Linked DNA regions of Homo sapiens: region 2 is linked to region 1. The links are chromatin contacts, found by Hi-C in ENCODE. All regions are on one chromosome and are shown on one strand. The core of a region is the stretch at or near the end of the contact, and the rest is flanking DNA. Distances in the headings are between cores, read along the strand shown. Region 1 overlaps RREB1 (ras responsive element binding protein 1). Region 2 has its middle 45 kb from the start of LINC03055.

Region 1 (7,245 bases), core at 1,882-4,381:
AATAAAACCCATTTTTGTACATGTCTTTATACCATATGTTTTACAATTTTAATATGATATGACAAGTCTTTTTTGGTGTATTCAAATATTCTTGAACATGAAAATCACATTTTGATGTGGCATAATTTTGGGGGGCAGGGTCATAGGCTAATGTTATAATTATTTTGCATTCCCTGGGCACTCATTGTGTGAGTGAAGGAACCTATCTTCTAGGTTACATGAAACCAACATAGTATTAAACTTTTTATGGTAAATTGTGAATATGTAGTTCATCAGAAATTTATTTTAAAGAGAAAAATACTGAACTGACAAAATGTGTGTGTTTATTTTTGGATAGCATGTGATCTGTCTTATTACCCCAAACCCGTGAGGGTTACTGATGAAAAACAAATTGAGCAGTTCAAAAAGTCCTTTCGCTAGAGGGTTGGCCTCTCTTGAGAGGAAGGTGTTTGTTCTCTTACATAGGGCACTGTGTTGTGAATGTTAGGAATGATGTGATGTGTCCTTTATCTGTGGTTGTATTTTTACTGGATGTTTTTCTTTAATCAATGTCATGTTATTTGGACATTCTAGAGCAATTATTCCCCATCTTTTTAAATGTAAGATACTCTTTTAATGTAAAAAATTTCCAGACCAAGTGTGATTTTAATTATTTTTTTAGATTCTGTTGAGAAGCTCTAATGACAGAAAAACTCTATCGACATTTTAGTGGCACTTATCTTTATTAAATACAGCAGCATTTTCATATACTTGCAAAATAATTGTACATATATGTGTAAATTTAATTGATTTCTAGATGCTTGATGAGCAAATGAATAAGTGGATCCCTTGAAATAGCTCCCTGGAGGGCCCCTGCCCTAGAGGAAGACAGATCCTGCATATGTAACCCTAAAGTCTAATGTCAGGAAAATAACGATTAGACTAGTTCTGAACCGCAAGTGGAGTTCTGTAACTAGAGCTAAACGCCACTGTATGACAAGTTAGGAAGATATATTTTCTTCCACCTGTTCATACACTGAACGGTTTCCAGAGCAGCCCTTGATATCACCTCATTTTCCTCATCATTTCAAAGAATTCTATTGGGAAAGAGAATGCAATCAGCCAGATTGTAAGAAACATTTGGACATACTTAATGACTCTCCCTTGGCCCTTTTAATTAATCTACTGTGATCTATTAGAGAGAGGACTGGGTTTGTTAGCTAGGAGACTAACGTAAGGTCCTGAATGCAAGCCCAACCTTGATTATGATTAAAACAGAAAAAGATATACTTCACACCTTGGTTTTTCCATCTCTAAAATGGGTAGAATTATCTTCCTTGTGCCTTCTTAGGAGGTGACACAATGATACCCATGGGCAGCATTTTCTTTCTTTTTAATCAGTAAACGTAAACAAAAACCTTTGTAAGGATGGAAGCTATTGGAAAGTACCATATAAAGGATTAGGACCGTAAATCCAGGGAAATTCTAAGCATTCTGAAAGCTGCTTTTAGGCAGGGCAGCAGCCAAAAGACCAGCTGGTAGATTGAGACCTTTCTGAAAAACCTGACTTCATTCTCTTGTGGTTCCATTTTCCTTTTTTTCAAATGGGGTCTAGTGGCTTAGCTGTGGTTATTCCACAGCTGATGCCTCTTTCATTGCTGTTCTTCTGGTTCTGACAACAACAGCATTCTTGCACCACTTAACTCTCCAAGATGCAGGCAGGGGAGGTGACTGCCTCATTTCTGATGTGCTTGTTAGCTACAGGAAAAGCATCTTAGTATTCTACCTTTGTCTAGGACTTGGGACTGGGAGCAGGTATTCCGTTTAAGTTTTATGTGCCATCTGTATATTTTCAAAAACATTTAACATGATCTTTATTTCAAGCTTTTATAGCCCTTTCAAGTTGCTCTAGGGGACTTAGCAAAACAGGTAGACAGTAAGTATGGATCAACTGAGCACAGGAAAGAATGGGATTTGGGAAGATCACATTGTTTGGATTTTCTGCTGATACTAAAGCTGGATTTTTACTACACAGGCAGGGAGAAATTACTGTCCTGTGGTGGACCTGGTGAGAGAGGTGGCATATGACTAAGCAAGTCAGCTGACCTCAATTAAAGGGCTGTGACCATCTGTACAATGGGACCAGTACCTCCTCCAACTGTTGGTCTCAGCTGAGTGAGATTCCCATGTCTGAGGAGGTGATCAGGGGTGATGATGACTTTTGATGGAACTGACCTCACACAGGTTTCTGGGGGAAAAAACCCACCAAACTTTATTTTAAGAATTCTAAAACAATTTTACAATTCTGATTTGAGTAGAAGTTTGATTTGAAAAGGGACTTCATCTGCACCTTCTCTCTTGCCTTTGTTTATAGATGTCAGTAATGCCCGTATTTTAAAAAGTTGAAATGAGTTATAAATTATATCTTAAGGATTTTAGTTTGTTTTGAAGAATTGTTTAATTGGCTAGGATTTCTCCCCCCTTCAGTAGCTTCAGATCCCAATGGCTAGGCAATATGGAGATAATAGTAAACAGGATTTTGTAAGAGATGTTATTTATTTATTTATTTTTAAATAGAGATAAGGTCTTGCTATGTTGCCCAGGCCGGTCTCGAACTCCTGGGCTCCAGCAACCCGCTATCCTCAGCTTCCCAAAATGTTGGGATTACAGGCATGAGCCACTACCCTCAGCCTGAGACATTATTTGAGGAGGAGGTCATGAATATATAATTAACTTAGGAGTACAAATGAAAAGTTTTCTCTTGAACCTACCTTTTTGAACAGAAGAGGTGATTTTTAGGTATAATGGTGTGCAAAGTAACAAATAACAGCCTCTAAAGACATTTAAAACAATAAATAAAGCATAAATATCTTTATTCAGGATGAACTGAGTTCTGAAGCCTGATGTTTTCAAGAGTTCTTTATTATCAGGTGGCTTGTGAAAGCCCGTCGTTAACCAAACGTGTTGTGTTTGCCTCAGAATTTTATTAAAAAGGTATGCATAGGTTCATATCCCCCTTATGTGAGGTGGCAGTGAAACAGAAACTTGATAGAAATATTGAGGAGGGGAAAAGATGAAGCCACCGCGGCACCTGGCCTCCCTCTTTCACTTCCCTTTCCAACTCTGCTCCTTTGAGATGTTCTTCGAGAAGATGGAGGAAGCTTGCTGGGTTTAGGGTCATCACCCAGGATCTGGCGACGGGAGTGCCTCAACATGGGGAGTTCCCTCCCCAAAGCCCAGAGCTAATTCGTCACATCCAGCTGCTGTCAGGAGTTGAGCAGTCCTGTCCCCTGGCTTTCCTGGGAAGGCCTGGGTGGAGGCGGCAGGAGCAGGCAAGGGACCAAGAGAGTGCCTGCTAGACCTGATGCCTCTCCCTTCCCCCCTGAGCCCCCAGGGAAGGAGCTGCCTTATAGACTCGGGTACAGGGAGGCAGGGAATAGAGGGTTGGAATCCAGAAAAGAGGGTGGAGGGCATGACTGCAGTTACTGCCATTGTCTCAGGACAGACAGACCAAGCCCTGGTACAGAAATTGTTTGGCTGTTGGCCTTTTCTCTTCAGATGTTTACATGCAGGAAGTGCCTTTGATAAAGTATGGTTTGCTAACATGAGTATGATATGCATGCGCATTTTTGGATGCCAAACACATAGGCAGATGAAACTAAGAAGCCAGATGCTAAGATAGTTGTTGATGAATTGAAACTAGCCTAACTGGCTCCACTGTTGGAGTCATTTGCTCAAACTACTCCAAACTTTTGTTTGGTCTACTGAAAACATTAGTTGGAAAGGTACAGCGTTAATTTAAGGCAGGGAAGCCTCCAGCACGTGAGAGTCGTGTCTCTCTCGGTGATGCTGGGAGGGAAGGATGGGAGATGAGAGTCATTTCACGGCCGCCTAGCTCCTCCTCTTCCTCTCCCTGCCCTGGAGCTGCAGCCTCAGCTTTCAGAGTCTCTTGCCTGGTGGTAGGCCCGGCGAGCGGTTGGATTTTAAGTATCTCAGTTATTTTCAGTATCATCAGTCATCACTTTCAGAGTTCCTTTTCTTTTTCAAGGGTACCCAGTCTAACTGTTTAGCTCCTTTTCAATAGCCCTCCTCACTCACTTACGCCTAGTCAGGAAGATTAATAATGTTAACTGATTTACTATCACTGCAAAAAGCATTAGTTAATTAGACTTTTACACCTCAGTCAGATGGCATTAGACACCCTTTGTGCACTTTAACTCAAGGATGTTAAAGACCTAAATCTTTCAGAAAAAAAGAAAAGAAAGAAAAAGGACAGGCACTTTTCCAGTTTAAGCTGCATGTTGGTCCATGTTAATTAGGCATTTGTCCTTTAGTCTGGAGGTGATAGAAAATGCCAGTTACTGTGGTATTTAACTGACATCAAACTCCTGTCCAAATAATTCAGTTGGGCCCAGCCTTCTCTCTTAATTGGTGGGAAGGAAAACTTCGGCACACACCCAGAATAGGGAGGAAACTGTTACGTTGAACATTTTGAAGTTTCATTCTGAAGGATCTGAAAGACACTTGAATATTTTTTAAATTAACTATCCAGTTGAGCTTTTTAAAAACAGTAACAAAAGAATCTCCCCTCAAACTTGAGCTACCCCAAATGATTAGCTTTTGTAAGTCTTCAGAAAATGAAAGTTTAGTCATTGTAATCCAAGGTCAAAGTGGTGGTTGTTATCCAAAGCTCTTATAGATTTATGTATCTGTTTGGCCCTGTTTTAAACAGTGCTCTGAAAATTGACAGTTTTCTAGCTCACACTCGTATTTCTTTATTAATACCAGAAATTCACAAGTGGGTTAAGGCACCCACCAGTATACACATTTAAAAATCAATATATGCTAGCATATTGGGACAAAAGTGACATGAATATGATTGTTTCATGGGAGCAATTAGATGACACTTTTTTTGTTTTGTTTTTAAAAGTAACTTGTTCCTAGTTGCTGGAGAAGGTAATCCTCCGTAATAAGAGTATAGTTTACCTTATTCATGAGTTACGTAAAACAATTACAAAAATAATGAAAAGATTTTTTTTCTAACTTAGTAGGTAGCCTTATTTGACTCTAAACCTTACTCACTTTTGTGTATGGTTTCTAGCCAAAGGTTCACACATGTGAGAACATTTCACTTTTAGTACTGAACTACTTTTTCGTGCACTGAATGAATACAATATGTTAACACTCCTGTAAGGCCCAGAATTGCTTGGCTGCCCCTTGCCCTGCCTGCCTGGTACTGGCTGAAAAGGTACCATTGTTTGTTCTGCAAACACTGAGTGATGTTTGTTTCCAAGGTGACTGGTTCTATTGCTGCCCTTTAAGCAAAGGTGGGAGGGGGGATGGGGGAGAGAGAAAGTTGGCTTCAGACACCTGAGAGCATCCTGTTCTGGGTACAGTGTGTGTATGTATATGTTTGTAAGTTGAAATTTTATTTTAACTGAGGTAATTGGAGAAAAAGGGATAGTGTAGAAATGGGAGGAAAAGACAGTATCAGTAAGTTAAAAATATCAGTAGGTTCTGATGTTTAACTCAATATACTTTGAGTGAATGTAATGGTAAATGTTAAAATTAAAGATCTGGTTTGACTGAAGTTAACTTTACATTTGGAGTTAAGGGGAGAAAAATAGATAACTGTTGAAATGTTAAATTTATTTTTGCATAAAATAGTTCTGCTATAACCTATGTGTAGCTATTCAAACAAATAAATATTCGACAATATAACTGAATTGGTTATTGATCAGGTAGTTGGGCCTTCAAAAAAAAGTATGAGAATATGAAATATAAACAGATTTAAGTTCTGTAAAAACAAAATCTGTAAAATCATTCAGGTATATTTGTGTTCAAAATTTTCCAAAAAGATTAGATTAAAAGTATCTTTTAATTGGTGATATATATTGACTCCATTAGACTTTGGAAATTTATATTTTATCAGTCAGAACTTTTAGATTCAGACTAGAAAAAAAATTCCTTCTTGGTCCTTTCCCCCACCCACCCTTTTTATTGTACATAGATGCTGTTAACAGAACTTTGCCTTTTTCATTCCTATCAGGTTTAGTACAGTTCATGCGCAGGTTTCAGTAAACATTAACTACTTTTATCAGAGCTTGCAGTGTGCTGAATGGTTAGCAAAGAGAGTGTACTGCAAGAGACAGATGAAAATGAGAGAGTCCAAGGTCACATGGATTTTGAATTTTTTTTAATTATTGAGAATTTAGGGGAAAGACCATCAGGCTTCACACTTTAAATCTCTTTATGTGGGCCTGCCACACGGCGTCTTTGCCAGCTTTTGTATGTACTGAAGCTAAAACATTTGTTCAGATGCTGATTGGCAAGGCAAGTGACTTTAAAACATGGTTTTTTTTTCTTTCAATTAAAAAAAGTTTTATTCAGGGCTGCCTTCTAGGATGAAAGATTCTCAAGGCCCTATCAAAGACGTAATGCAACACTTATCGTGGTGATTCTTAAGACTCCTTTGAATTTTATAGGGATATCCTTTTTCTCAAAGATTTTTCAGGATTGCCTTCTGATAATCTATTTCGTTTCTGGAGTTAGCACAGTAACTCGTAAACCAAGTGCTAAAAGATGAAATCTGAAACACAGATATAGAATAAACGTGTTTTGGATATCATGTAATGTTCCCCAACTTTTGCCTATCATTTTCGAAAACAGGAATGTGATCTGTACTTATTTTTAGAGAAAAGGACACGAACATTTGAGAAATTACTGACAAAAATTATTCTCCTCCTGCCCCTCCGATCCAATAGGTTTGAAGCCGCTGGTCCTCGCCTTTTACTCCTTAGCTGGACAGCGGGTTCGGGATCTGCCCCATGACTAAGGCTGAAGTGGAAAGTTGCGAAGATAGAACAAGAGTTGTTCCTTAGGGTGGTGTCCCTAAACTTGAAAGTGGACTTGGTCCTGCTCGCAGGTGGGCTTGCACGCGCCAGGCTTCGTGTGGTGGCTCGCGCGCGCTGGCCCCCGAGCGCCAGCGTGGGTGACCCGTGCCCCGCCCCGGACGGCCTTTTCACCCTGTTCTGTTTCTGGGGAGGGGCGAGGGGAAAACTGCGGGTGCCTTCCCTCAGAGGCGGGCAGCCATTGTGCCTCGGGAACACGGTCTGAGTAGAGTTGTGTTCGCACAGCTGAAGGCGGCCGGCGGCCCTCCCAGGGCCTCGAGGGTCTGTCTGTGCCCTCCTCAGGCTGGGACCGGGCAGCCGACTGCCCGCGTCAGGGCTCCACGGCCGCAGGGGCCCCCTCGGGCCGCCCCCAGGG
Region 2 (7,245 bases), core at 2,121-4,620, 210 kb before region 1:
TGAGACCCTGTCTCAAAAATAAAAATAAATAAATAAATAAAGAGAAGGTTAGCAGCAAGGGTGGGGGCTTTAGCCTTAGAAAGAATAAGGAACATTTCTCCCCCAAAACAAAATGAAAGAAAAAGAGAATGAGAAATTATCCCCATTAAAAAAAAAAAAAAGTCAGCAATCTCCGTAGTGGGGAGGGGTGGTTTGCTTAGCCAATGCAGTGAAGAGGTCTGTTCTGGAGAGGGGAACGAGCAGGGTCAGTTAGGGCTGGAGGAGAGTGGAAAAGATTTGGAGCAGCTGTCCTGGGAATCTGATAGGGAGCTAAAAACGGAGTCAGAGGACCATGCCTGAAGGCACTGGGAGCGTCCCCAGCAGGACTGGGCAGGGCGTCCAATTACTTTCGGGGCACAAATCTCTTCAGTGGAATTCAGCACTTTGGGATCAGGAGTAGATGAAAGGATTGCCCAGGGAGACACAGGGGAAGGTCAAGAGGGTAAGAAAAGGGAGGTGCTTTTGAGAACTTTGCCAAATCATTTCACCACAAAGGGAGGGAGGGAGGGAACAGATGCAACCAGGACGGGTCCACAGTGCCAAACACAAGGAGGGGCTCCAGGGGCCGCGATAAAGGCGAAGAAGAGGCTTAGCAGGAACGAGTGAGTGGGACCCATGGAAGGACGGGGTGGTGGCTACAAAGCCATTTCCGAGATGGCCATCCGGAGGGTGGAGCCTCCTACGGGGTGTGGCTATGCAGAGTGGCAGAGACGCTGAGGGAAGGGGGTCACTGGGCTTGAAGGGGTCAGGTCAGCCAGGGAGAAGTAGGACCGAGGATCACAACCCTGAAGCCCTGCAGAGGAGGGTAGCAGGGGTGGGGCAGAATGAGGACCAGGCGCCGTGCGGAAGCCACCCACCAAGCTCACACAAGGGATGTGGCTGAACATGTGCTGGGCAAACACTAGAGGGTGAGAGTGGGGCTGACTTAGTAAAAGGGACATGTGGCTTGATTTTTAGTGAAATACCATAGTGTCACAACTAGTGCTGTCTCTGCCCCACGCCAAAAGGAAAAGTCAAGTGAAATAGGCTGGGTAGAATTCCCCCAGGGTAGGCAAAATGCTAGGAATCTGTACAGAGAGGGAGGCCAGAGGGAGTGAAGAAGGCACAGGGCACGGTATGGCGCACGGACGTCCTGGGTGGAAACCTACTAAGGCTGAGCTCTTGAGATTTAGAAAGTGTCTTCTTTGACCCTATGCCTTAAACAAAGCCAGCCCAGCCATCTATCCTGTGTCCAGAACTAACAGTAGAGGGCCTGTAGGTATCTCGACCCCTCCTCACAGCAGAAGCCCGATACTCACCCCTAGGCAGGTGTCTTTTTTTTTTTTTTGAGCGGCGTCTCGCTCTGTCGCCCAGGCTGGAGTGCAGTGGCGCGATCTTGGCTCACTGCAAGTTCCGCCTCCCAGGTTCACGCCATTCTCCTGCCTCTGCCTCCCGAGTAGCTGGGACTACAGGTGCCCACCACCACGCCCACCTAATTTTTTGTATTTTTAGTAGAGATGGGGTTTCACCGTTTTAGCCAGGATGGTCTCGATCTCCTGACCTCCTGATCCGCCCGCCTCGGCCTCCCAAAGTGCTGGGATTACAGGCGTGAGCCACCGCGCCCGGCCTAGGCAGGCGTCTTAACTGGCTCCTCTCCAATGCCTGCACGGGCCAGGTTCCAACCCCAGCCCCCGTGTTCACCCCTCAATTTGAGAACAGGTTTGACTCCACCTCATTTGACCTTGGTCTTCTCTTTTTTTCTTTTTTTTTTTTTTGAGACAAGGCCTTCCTCTGTTGCCTAGGCTGCAGTGCCGTGGTGCAATCATGGCTCACTACAGCCTTCAACTTCTGAGTTCAAGGGATCCTCCACCCTCAGCCTCCCCCAAGTTGCCAGGGCTACGGTTGCTCCCCGCTAAACCTGGCTAATTTTTTTTATTTTTTGTAGAGATGGGCTGTCACTGTGTTGCCCAAGCGATCTCAAACTCCTGGGCTCAAGCGATCCTCCCACCTCAGCCTCCCAAATTGCTGGGATTACAGGCTTGAGCCTCCATGCTCAGCCTAGTACTCTCTTGGACACAGTTTTAGACTCAATGATAGCCTCCACCACCATCCCCTGCCAGGCCTTGCCCACTTCAAGACAGCATTTCATAACAACTAACATTTAGCACTGCTCAGTACATGCAAGGCATGGGCTAGAAAAGGCCTTGAAAGTCCTTCCGTTCCATTCCGATTCCTCCTATAACCTTTCCACCAAAAACTGACGCAATGCTGCTAGAACATCCCAGAGCCTGGGAAGTCACTCCTCCTGACACTGTCCATCTCACTGCAGAGTGAATGAATGGCTCTGCTGGAAACTCTTCGCTACTGAATCCTTGTTCTTTCCTCCACAGTCATGCAGAACAAGCGTCATTTCTTTCCCATCTGATAGGAATCTGAAGATGACCATCCTATCTCAACAAAGCCTCCTCCTTTCCAGGAGAAATACACCTCCAGGTCTTTACACTTCTGCTCGTGAGACACATCCTCAGGTTCTGTCCCCTGCCTGTTCCTCTTGCCCAAGTCCCTCTTAAGATGTGCTCCCTGGCATCACACACGGCAAACACTTAGAGCACTGACTGTGCCAGCCACTTTCCAAGCCCGTAGCACATATTAACTTATTTAATCCTCATACTAATGCTATATGCTATTGGTACCGTTATGATTTGCATTTTACAGATGAGGAAACTGTGGCAGACGTGGAAAATAACTGGGCCAAGACTAGTACCAGTGGCAGAGATGAGAATCGAGTCCAGGCAATCTGGATGCACTCAGAAGCCCCATGCTGACCCTCAAGCTTGGCAGCCATTGGAATCACCCTGGGGAGTTCTAGAAACTCCCGAGCCTGGGATCCACCCCTAGAGATTCTGATTTGACTGCACCATGTATCATCTGGGCATCTGAACTTTTAAAATCCATCCAGGTGCTTCAAGTGAGCAGTCAAGAATGAGAACGACTGCTCTCTGCTGTCAAGCTAACACATTCCCAGGGCAGTCTGGCTGGGGCAGAGTAGGGTTGCATTAGAGAGGAGTGATGGAAATTTCCAGGCTTCCCTGGAAGAGGCTAATGCAGGGACAGGCTCAGACACGGGTGACAAGAGCCAGCCTTGCAAGAGCGCTAAATAAACAGTGACTCGGGTGGTACGAGTCTAGAGGCTTTCTCAAAAAAGGAAAGTAAGAAAAAGAAGACACAGAATCCTCCCCTTATAGGATACTTGGCTTCAAGGGCTTCCTCTGGAAAGGACTTCCCCTGGTCACAAAGCCCACCTTGGGCACAGAGCCATCGCTTCCTCAGTCAGCAGCTGCCCGTCCAGTACCATCAGCACAGCTTCCTGATCGCCTTCCAAAGGCTAGAGGTGGATGCAGCAGGGGTGCCAGCCCTTCCCATCCCACCCTCTCCTCTTTCCTGGTTCTGTGAATTAGAACAAGAAAGCACAGGGGCCAGTGGCTCCACAGGCTGAGGACAGGGCCTCTCCCATTCCCAATCGAACACAGTCTCCAGCCCTGCCTTCAAAGGGTATCTGAACTTGGGCCATCCCATGGTACCACTCTTCACTTTCCTATCTCTCTGCTGATATTCCCTCTTGAGCCTAAGCTTGGGTTATTGCTGTTTTTTTTTATTTTTTGTTAGTTATTATTTTTAGAGATGGGGGTCTCACTGTGTTGCGCAGGCTGGTCTCAAACTCCTGGCCTTAAGTGATCCTCCCACCTCAGCCTCCCAAAGTGCTAGGATTACTGGCATGAGCCACCATGCCTGGCCAGGGTATTGTTTTTAAAGCACAAGGGTCTTTATCAGTTAAAGAGAAGCCAATCAGATATTCTCTGGTTGTGCTGGAAACTTCTGCATCTTTCAGTTCCTTGAACTCGCTCTCAGCCATCTGGGCCACAGTGTCAGGGCACAGGGTGAGGCTCTGACCTTGAACAGCTCCACGAAGGCTCAGTAGCCCTTTCCTCCTTTTCACCATCCCCCTCTGCCATCCCTGGAAACCCAGACAGCCATGGCAACCTGAGCATGAATAAAAGAGAAACTACCCTCACCCCAAGCCCTATTAATACTTAATGCCAACATCTGAATGCAAATTGACTTCACTTTTGTTTTATTCCCTTTCCTCCGTGCCCCTCTCTGATATAGAATGCCTTTCATGGAAGGCAGCAGCGGTCCTTCTGTTTGCTAGAAATAGGGAGTCAAGGTGGAGGTTCCTAGCACGGAGGAGAGAAGCACAAACAGGACTGCACATGGCTGGGGCAAACCCGGAAGTTCCAAACTGTATTTTTTAGAATCTTTCCAAATGAGAGTGCATCTCAGGGGCATTTCTTCTCTGTAGAGGTCACAGTGACTTGCTCAACCTGTGGGGGGAATTTTGCAAACAAGGATAGAATATTGGTAGCCTGGAAGCTGTGAAAAATAATCTCCTTCTAAACCTGTAAATCCTCTCTTTTTCTACAGCTAAGAAAAGGCAGATGGTTCAGCAGACAGCTTTGTTCCTATCCTGCACAGTCTCTGAACCTGGCGCTTTTCTCGTCTGTGTGGCAAGACTAAGGCACAGAGGGTTTTAAAGGGGGTTCGGGGTATTAAGTTTTAAAAAGAGAGCAAGAAAGGCAAATGTTGATATAAAAATATTTAATTGTTTGGAATGGCAAAGAATCAGGTAGGTGCTTGAGAAATAAGAAAATTGTTAACACTGTGTCTGTAGTAATAGGGTGAAAAAAAAGAAAGAAAATTGAACAGATCTGGGGTATTTATTAATGAGTTACTTATATTTCTGGTAAAAAGGTGAGGCTAGTGTAGAGTTCATTCACTATAAGGGTGTCTTAAATAGGGGTACTGGCCAGTGGCTCTATTTTTGCAGAGAGGAGTGTGATGACAAAGAAGGGGTCTTGAGCAAATGTCTACTTGCTGTTGGATGCATTTCATTTTCAGCCTCTCTGTGTTTGTAAACACACACACACACACACAAACACATACACACCCACACACACAATACACACACACGCACACACACGCACGCACACACATGCACACACACACATGCATACACACAAATACACATGCACACAAATACACATGCACACATGCACACATACACATGCACACACATACACACATGCACACATGCACACATACACATGCACACACATACACACACATGCACATACACACATGCACACATACACATACATACACACAAATACACATGCACACATGCACATACACACATGCACACACATACACACACATGCACATACACACATGCACACATACACATACATACAAATACACATGCACACATGCACATACATGCACACATACACATACACGCACACACAATACACACATACACATACATACACAAGCACATACACACATGCACACATACACATACATACACATGTACATACATACACATACATACACACATACACACACAAATACACCCATACACACACATACGCAGGAGCTGTGAGAGTCAATCCCCACTCATGTGAGCGGTGTGAGTACCAACGACACAAGGAACTAGGGCCAGAGAATACGTCTGCTAACATAGTGTTTCCTAAACCCTCATGAACCGTCTGCGAGGACAAAGATGTCATAATTCTTTGGGAATTGTTTTCTAGATTGATGGGGGACATGTATAGTTCAGAGCAGAGATAAAAAGACACAAACAGGCTAAATGGCACACCAAGCTCACACAACAAGTCAGGGGTGCAGCTGTGAAGAGAACCACAGTCCCCGAGGGCTCCTGGCTCACAGAGGACAACTGCTCTGCTCGGGTATTAGGATGCGTTCACCCTCGATGATGATGGGCGTTCATAAGGAGGTGGGGACGACACATTACTCTCCAACTGTTCATCAGAACACTTCAACAGCGACATCAGCTAGGAGAAGAAAACACAGCAAAGAGGGATAAAGCAAGGAGAAGAAAAAAATAGGGCAGAGTTGCACAAATTATTCTCAAATTGCTGGATGTAGAAATTAATTCTTAAAATCCCAACTAGAAAGTATAACCAGTAACAAAGGCTACGTAGGCAAACAGAAACTTAATTGACATGATTACTTGATAATTTTTAAATGGGAAGTGAGAAAAAGAATAAAACACAAAACACCTTGACTATAACCATAATGGAAATGTTTTCGTTTTTCTTTTCCTTTTTTTTTTTGAGATGAAGTTTCACTCCGTTGCCCAGGCTGGAGTGCAGTGGCACAATCTTGGCTCACTGCAACCTCCCCATCCCAGGTTTAAACTATTCTCCTGCCTCAGCCTCCCAAGTAGCTGGGACTACAGGCGTGTACCACCAAGCCCAGTTAATTTTTGTTTTTTTAGTGGAGATGGGGTTTCACCACGTTGGCTGGGCTGGTCTCGAACTCCTGAACTCAAGTGATCCTCCCACCTCGGCCTTCTGAAGTGCTAGAATTACAGGCATGAGCCACCGCGCCCGGCCCATAATAGAAATATTTTCTTTGTTGACATGTGCAAAATAAGGGTATTCAGTGGAAACCAAATGAAGCCTGAAAAAGAAAGATGCACCCTTGTTTCAATGGGTGATGCTTCCTTCTACTGGGGGCTCATTCTACAGCAACTCCAGGCTGAAGTGGTACCTGACTCAAGCTTTGAGAACCATGGAAACAAACAGCAAATGCTAACTTTATAAGGGCCTGTTTCCTCTGTTGTTTGAGTGAATCACACTGGGTCACTAGATACTATAATATTTGGAATTTTACATTATCAAAGCCTTGCATCTCCTCCACAGGATTGCCAGAAGAATTCATGAAATTAGACGGATTCATAGACAATTTTAAGTTTCTCATGTGAAAACAGTGTGAGAAATACAAGATGATAATCATAAAAATAACTGTGGCTAGGATGGAAAAGGTGGGCATTGTATGCAATTTGAAAAAGCCTTCTCAAGGTTATATTTATGTCAGGGATACTGGAAGTACTGTTTTGGGGATAAAACTATAAAAAGTACAGTTCAGCTGGGTGTGGTAGTTCATGTCTGTAATCCCAATACTTTGAGAGGCTAAGGTGGAAGGATGACTTGAGCCCAGGAGTTCAAGACCAACCTGGGCAACACAGCAAGACCCCATCTCCACAAAAAATTAAAAAATTAGCTGAGTGTGGTGATGCACACCTGTAGTCCCAACTACTCAGGAGGCTGCAGTGGGGCCTCACTTGAGCCCAGGAGGTCGAGG

The links. Hi-C counts contacts between places; a loop is a spot of excess contacts on that map. Pooled maps may share reads with other maps.
Region 2: a map of gastrocnemius medialis shows a loop between it and region 1 (3-fold over the local background). The contact joins two enhancer-like sites. A Hi-C loop is called at or near these places in 2 of 168 maps with a recorded cell type or tissue (gastrocnemius medialis and pancreas) and 5 of 50 pooled maps.

Annotation. Positions count from the first base shown.
Region 1 is chr6:7,133,905-7,141,149 of GRCh38, forward strand. All of the region lies in intron 1 of RREB1 (ras responsive element binding protein 1), which reads left to right. Among named protein-coding and RNA genes, the nearest start is that of RREB1, 30 kb to the left of the region's middle. RefSeq lists enhancers at 3,108-3,177, 6,471-6,998 and a silencer at 7,009-7,245. Within about 2 kb of position 3,132, at least 32 of the 41 ENCODE cell types and tissues checked have a DNase peak (open chromatin) inside an H3K27ac peak, as active enhancers do.
Region 2 is chr6:6,927,315-6,934,559 of GRCh38, forward strand. No RefSeq gene overlaps it. Among named protein-coding and RNA genes, the nearest start is that of LINC03055, 45 kb to the left of the region's middle. Within about 2 kb of position 3,371, at least 3 of the 41 ENCODE cell types and tissues checked have a DNase peak (open chromatin) inside an H3K27ac peak, as active enhancers do.